Linked DNA regions of Homo sapiens: region 1 is linked to region 2. The links are chromatin contacts, found by Hi-C or POLR2A ChIA-PET in ENCODE. All regions are on one chromosome and are shown on one strand. The core of a region is the stretch at or near the end of the contact, and the rest is flanking DNA. Distances in the headings are between cores, read along the strand shown.

Region 1 (3,557 bases), core at 372-2,871, 110 kb before region 2:
AAATTTTGAGGGTAGTTTGTTATTTTGTGAAAGCCAACTGAGACACTGGTCAGTCAGGGAAATCCTTTCTTTGCCATTTTCAGTCTACAGATTCCCCTCCTAAAACTTTTTCTTAACTTCATGGCCCTGAACTTTGACCCACTTTTCTGGTTCTTAGTTCCTGCTTTACCTATGTTCTCCTTTACCCCTATACTGCTTATTATGGACAAAATTTTATCCCCCACTGCCCTCAAATTTCATATGTTGAAGCCTTAACCCCCAAGTACCTCAGAACATGATTGTATTTGTATTTGGCTGTATCTTTAAAGAGGTTATTAAGTTAGAATAAGGCTGTTGGGGTGGGCCCAAATCCAGTGTGATTGGTGTTTTTATAAGAAAAGGAAATTTGGACACAAAAAGAGGCATCAGGAATGTGAGTGTACACAGCAAACACCATGTGAGGACAAAGAAAGAAAGCAGCCATCTGCAAGCCAAGGAGAAAGGCCACAGAAGAAACTATACCTGCCAACACCTTGATCTTGGACTTCTGGCCTCCAGAACTGTGGGTTTAGGCCATCCAGTCTATGGTATTTTGTTATCAGTCCTAGTTCATTTTCATTACCAGTGGAAAAAAAAAGTGTAATACATTTCCCAGCTTTTTTCCCTGATAATCACTCTGATAATTCCTTTTTAACCTTCAAAAAAAATGTTAGAGGGCAGGAAGTAGGGGGAGGGAGAGCATCAGGAAGGATAGCTCGTGGATGCTGGGCTTAATATCTAGGTGATGGGATGACTTGTGCAGCAAACCACCATGGCACATGTTTACCTATGTAACAGACCTGCACATCCTGCACATATGCCCCTGAACTTAAAATTTGAAGGAAAAAAGTTTTAAACACAAAGAACCCAGATTTGTTGTAAAAACTGTTTTTAGATGTATTAAAAGGTACCAAATAAAAAAAAAATAAGTTCACCACATCTTGAGAAAACATAAAATAAAGAGGTAAAACTTCCAACTCCAATGGAACCTTGAAAGGGAATCCCTGTTGACAGTTTGGTATTTCTCCCTGCAGCATGCACTTTGGTTACTGACCTTCCATACTGCACAATAACCTCCATGAAAGGCACTGAGCACAAGCAGGAGACATGTGGCCTTCTTCTGGCTGCACTGCATCCTAAAATCCTTCCTTTGTTTGCAGAATTTCTGAATCAATTTTAGTGGCTAAAAAATGACAACTACTCACACTTGTGATAGATCTGAAAGCACACATCCACTGAAAGCAGCTTCATTCTGTACCCGTTTAATGAGATTTTAGTGTTGCTAGTCCTTCCACGCCCGTAGGGAAATAAACTCTCACAGTGGATGAATCAGACAGGAGACTGTAGTCCACACTTCCTCTGGAGATCCTTAAAAAAGGCTGCTTTATGGGATGACCTTTAAGAACCACTCTTTTTGTATATTAAACAAAAATAATAGCTATCATTTATTAAACTCTCACAATGTCTTAGGCACTCTCTAAGAGCATGGGGTTTGTTTTATTTTGTTGTTTGCACCAGATGAGAATGTTATCCTCACAGCGATGCCAAAAGCTCCTGCCAAACCATGAAGACCAAGGACCTAGTGGTGAGTTCTGGCTGGCCCGAGTCAGGCCTGTTGATATCAGCTGCCTCTTAGGAATCTGCTTCTCAGCATTCTCTCCATCTCAGCTTTAGGAGGTTCTGCATGGGCCCAGAAGTCAACCTTCTCTACCCATGAAGATGGCCCTGGGCCTTCTGCCCTAGCCCATTTCTTTCTTCCTCCTTTAGTTTGTCTAATCCAAGAAGTTCTCCCATTATAGTTACTGAAGTGTTTCACTCAGTGCTCTAGGCTCAGCAGTGTCTAATACATATACACATAAACACACATATACACATAAACACACATATGTACCTACTTCTAATTGTATTTTGATGAGGGTCAGCTGAAAAATACATGTGTCTCCTTCTTATAGCTTCCCATTGTCAAGGTATCCAGTAGTTAAAGCCCTTTTCTATCCACCCCCTAACCCCCAGGAACAATCTCTCAGCTTCCATTAGATGAGGACTTTAAAGACCATCTGGAAGTGCTTAAAGAGTAGTTGCTAAGGATCCACAGACAAAAGTTCTTTCCAAAAGGAAAATCCTACATAGTCTCCTCTACTCAAAAAGGAATGGTCTAGAGGTCAAACATACTGGAAACAAATGTGACTTATCCCAGGAAAATCACCTGCCTTCTTCCTTACTCTCTCTCATCACAATTCTGATTTTTTTCCTGATTTTGATGCCTGTATCACAGCTTTCTTTTACATAAGAGAAAGTTGTTTTCAAAATTGCTTCTATAATTGAAGGCAATAACTAGTACAGGCAAACATATGCATAAATCAGGACAGTGTCTAGTTATCACTGCAAATGAGAAGCTCATACATTTGCTCTTTTCCAAAAGGCTGCTGGAATATGGCCCCTTGGAATTCTAACAAGCAGCTTTAACTTAGCAGTCTGTGCGCTGGCTTTGCTTTGAATACCACTGATGTAGTTCTCATCAAGGTTTCCAGGGCTTCTAGAATGTAAAACTTTAAGCAAAAGAAGCCCTTGGATTGTAGCATGCCTATAATAACCCCATATGCAATCACATGATTATTTACTGGAGTTGCTTTCTCCTGAGCTATAATACCATAGTTGAAAAATCACTGCAGGACAAAACAATAATAAAAGTATTACATTTTTATTTATAAAATAAAACTCTTCCTTCAAGAGGAGCCCCCCAAGTAGCCAAAATAATAATGGGAAAGAACAAAGCTAGAGGACTCACATTTCCTGAATTCAAAACTTACTACAAAAGACACAGTAATAAAAACAGTGTGTCAGTGACATAAGTATAGGCATACAGAACAATGCAATGGAATTTAGAATCAAGAAATAAACCCACAAATCTACAGCCAATAGACTCCTGACAAGGGTGCCAAGATGATTCAATCTTGGAAAGAATAGTTTCTTCAATAAATGGTGCTGGGGCAACTGGATATCTACATGCGAATTAATGAAATTAGACCCCTACCTCACATCATATTCAGGATGGCTCTATGACTTAAATATAAGGGCTAAAAATCATAAAACTGATAGAAGAAAACACAGGGTGTAAATCTTAGGGTAATTCTTCATAAACTTGGATTCTTAAATATAACAACAAAATATGAAGGGATCTAACATATGACAAGAAAAGTGGGAAAAAAAGAAAAAATAGATACATTTGACTGTCAAATTAAAAACTTTTGTGTATCAAAAGATGTTATCAAGAAAATGAAAAGACAGTCTACAGAATGGGAGAAAATATCTTCAAGTCATATATCTGAAAAGGATCAAGTGCCCAGTACATATAAAAAAAAAAAGTCTTACAATGAATTCAACAACATCAAAAAAGCAGACAACCCACTTAAAAAATGGGCAAAGGGCAGAGAAGAGGTATAAATGATCAGCAAGCAAGTGAAAAGGTGAACAATAGCATCAGTCATTAGGGAATATAAAGCAAAACCACAAGGAGGTACCATTTCATACCTACTAAG
Region 2 (3,297 bases), core at 174-2,673:
AAGGGTGGAGAATGGACAACTCAGAAGAAACAGAAAATGGTGAGAAATTAGGGCAAAAATAGAGAACAGGTGGGACGACACGTAAGCGGCGTTCAGAGCCCTGTGGAGAAGCCAGAAGCAAGGAGAGAAAATTCTGGTCATTGTGGGTGATGGTTACTAAACAAAAAAACTAGTTAAAAAAAATAGAGAGCAAGGAATATTCCATATCAGGGACTAAGAAATTCAAGAAACATTCATCCAGGTGTTAGGTGAATTCCAAGTGCTCTCTGGGTACTGTGGTGGCCACAAAAGTGGGTCAATGGCGCACTGCCTTCTGGAAATTGACAGGTAGGGCCTCCAATGGTGTGTGGATAAAATCCAACAAAGGGAAAAGCTTTGAGACCTTCCAGAGAGATCTAAAGAGCCAGGAGATGGTCAAGACGGGTAGATCATCCCGGTGAGGGGTGTGGTGAGGTTCCAGTGTGAGGAGGGCTTCAGGGAGATGGCACTGGGGCTGAGAGCTGTGATGGCACAACAACACATGTGGGGCAAAGGACAGCTCAGGTGGGGACCTCAAGAGCAGGTGGAAACACCAAAAGAGAGCAGCTCATTTTGTTTAGGGACCATTCAGTTCAGGGAAGGCAGATAAGGCTGGGAGTGAGGTGGAGACCTCATAGCATGGAGGAGGAGGCTCCTGACGGTCTAGTTAAGGAATTTTGACATTATTCACCTGGCCGTGGAAACCCATGGAAGACTGCAGCAGGGCACCTTGGGATCAGAATGGTGCTTCCAGAAGGTGAGTGGAGGTGAGCTTGGGTCAAGGGAGTGCAGGAACATATGGGGAAACCCATTAGGAAGCAAATGACACTCTGCAGATGAGAAGTAGTATTGACCCAGACAATGGATCCAAGAGGATGAACATGGGAGAGATTTTGGAACTAGAATACAGAGCAACTAGTAATTACTCACTATAAAGAGAGAGAAGGGGAGATGGCAAGATGTTGCTAAGAGAGAGAAAGGAAGAAGAGAGAGGTTTAGAAAAGGAGCAGGTCGGCTGGGTACGGTGGCTCACTCCTGTAATCCCAGCACTTTTGGGAGGCCAAGGTGGGTGGATCACTTGAGTTCAGGAGTTTGAGAAAAGGAGCGTGTCAAGGGAGAACAGATGAAATGGGAATTTGAATAAGACATTCAGAGAGGGCCTTGAACTGTTCCCAATCCCTCCTTTTAATCTGACATGGCTATCTTCATTATCTATTAATAATGAGGCTGCACACAGTAGGCACTCAGGAGAAGACTGCACTCAGTCAGTTTGTTCACTTCCGTAACGCAGATGGGCCTTCACATAAGGAGAGCAAGGAGGGATCCTTCTTAGAGCAGTGCCCACAGCTCTGCTGCTGGGGCAGAATAATTAGCACAGATGCCCGAGGCAGACTGGCTGCCAAAGCAGATTGCTGAAAGAAAGGGGAACTGCCAGGTCATGTGTCCGACCGGCTGGTATCACTCCACTCTCAACAGTGTCTGCAAACACACTCCCGGCTTCTTAGAGGTGTATCATCTGATCTTCCTAATAGGCTGTCATATGCTAAAAGATTAAGGAAAAGAATTCTTACACTGCCTAAGGCAACAGCGTGGTTTGTGTTTTTAAAATTAGTAAGGTGGCAAAGAATCTCCTTAGGAAACATTACAAGATGAGTTATAAAACTTACCGTACTGCGTAAACACTAGCAGATGGTTGCCAACAAATCTTTAATTATCTTCAACTCATTATGCAGTCATTAACCTTGACAAATTAATAAAGGTGAACTAATAAACTTGTAGGCTTATATAACTTAAACAGTTCCAAACCACAAAGAAGATATAGATAGATGTTGATCAAATGATTTCGATGGGATCCTTTTCATCTCTCCTAAAACTGTATGGTAAAATTGCTATGGAGTGACTACTTTGTTTTTTTTTTTTTTCTCCTTTCTCTTTATACACTGTAAGAGAGACTAAGATAAGTTCCAAGCTATTAAACTATTTGTGATGATGTACAAGTCTTCATCATAATTGGGGGCACACTTTCTTTTGACCTTTACAAAACTTTCATTTCCCAAATGTGACAGATAAGAAGTACTTTTATAGCACCAATAATGATTTTTTCCTATGGGAACTTGCCAATTATAAGCTGAAAACGAAGAAAAGTCCACATTGGAAGTCCATTTAGAATCTCAATACAGCTGAAAATTTGAAGAATTATGCTTGGAGGATAGTGCAGGTAAGTTAAGAATGTAACCTAGAGAAATACACATTAAAATAGTGTGAGGGCAAATACTTGCTCCCTTAGCATTTAGCAAAATGCTAAGGGCCCATAAAATGTACTTAATAAAATGTGACTATTAGTCTAAGCTTTTGAATATGAATAAAAGCCTGGGAAAAATTAATTCATGATGCCCACAGCTGTTTCAGTAACACGTACAATGTACAACACAGTTAGGCATCAAGTTCTTATCAACTCACCAGACTTCCGATATCTTAAGAATTTCATCTTATTTTTCTCATCCTAGCAAGATGCTCAGAGCACATGAGAGCCTTAATAAAGGTGACAGTTAACTGAGCCCATTCAGATACCACAATAGTGTTCCAGTAAAGGATATGTGCTAATGCCTCACTTTTCTCTAACAATAAATCACTTTTTATGGGATCTTGATTTTACTCCTAATTTGACTTGGATTTTCATTACTTACACATGCTAAATAAAATTCATTCATTCATTCACTTGTTCACCCATTCAGCGAGTCTCTAATGATTTTTCCCTGTGTCTCAGGCATTGTTCTGTTCTAGCCCTCCACTGTCACATATGGAAGGAACCAATCACATGTGGCTACTGAGCACTTGAAATGTGGCTCATTCAAACTGAGATGTGCTGTGTGTAAATTACACACCAGATCTTGAAGACTTAATTAAAAAAAGAATGTAAAATGTCTTGATAATTTTTATATTGATTATGCATGAAAATAATATTTTAGATATGTCATGCTTTAAAAGTTAATATTAATTTGTCCTTTTTCTTTTTTTTTAACTTTTTAAAGTTATTTTTATTTCCGTCTCTTTTATTAAATTCTTTGTTTATAGAAGATTGCACTTACCGTTGCTCTGTTCTCATATTTTATAAGCACTTTGTTGTTTTTTTTTTATTATTATACTTTAAGTTTTAGGGTACACATGGACACAGGAAGGGGAATATCACACTCTGGGGACTGTGGTGGGGTGGGGGGAGGGGGGAGGGATAGCATTGGGAGATATACCTAATGCTAGATGACGAGTTAGTGGGTGCAG

What was found. Hi-C counts contacts between places; a loop is a spot of excess contacts on that map. ChIA-PET counts read pairs that join two places held with the same protein, here RNA polymerase II (POLR2A). Pooled maps may share reads with other maps.
Region 1: a map of left cardiac atrium shows a loop between it and region 2 (2.1-fold over the local background). The contact joins two enhancer-like sites. A Hi-C loop is called at or near these places in 2 of 168 maps with a recorded cell type or tissue (cardiac septum and left cardiac atrium) and 1 of 50 pooled maps. POLR2A ChIA-PET finds 5 or more read pairs at or near these places in 2 of 52 experiments (MCF 10A and WTC11).

Annotation. Positions count from the first base shown.
Region 1 is chr20:9,227,004-9,230,560 of GRCh38, reverse strand. All of the region lies in intron 3 of PLCB4 (phospholipase C beta 4), which reads right to left. Among named protein-coding and RNA genes, the nearest start is that of PLCB4, 160 kb to the right of the region's middle. Within about 2 kb of position 1,621, at least 3 of the 41 ENCODE cell types and tissues checked have a DNase peak (open chromatin) inside an H3K27ac peak, as active enhancers do.
Region 2 is chr20:9,118,162-9,121,458 of GRCh38, reverse strand. All of the region lies in intron 2 of PLCB4 (phospholipase C beta 4), which reads right to left. Among named protein-coding and RNA genes, the nearest start is that of PLCB4, 51 kb to the right of the region's middle. Within about 2 kb of position 1,423, at least 5 of the 41 ENCODE cell types and tissues checked have a DNase peak (open chromatin) inside an H3K27ac peak, as active enhancers do.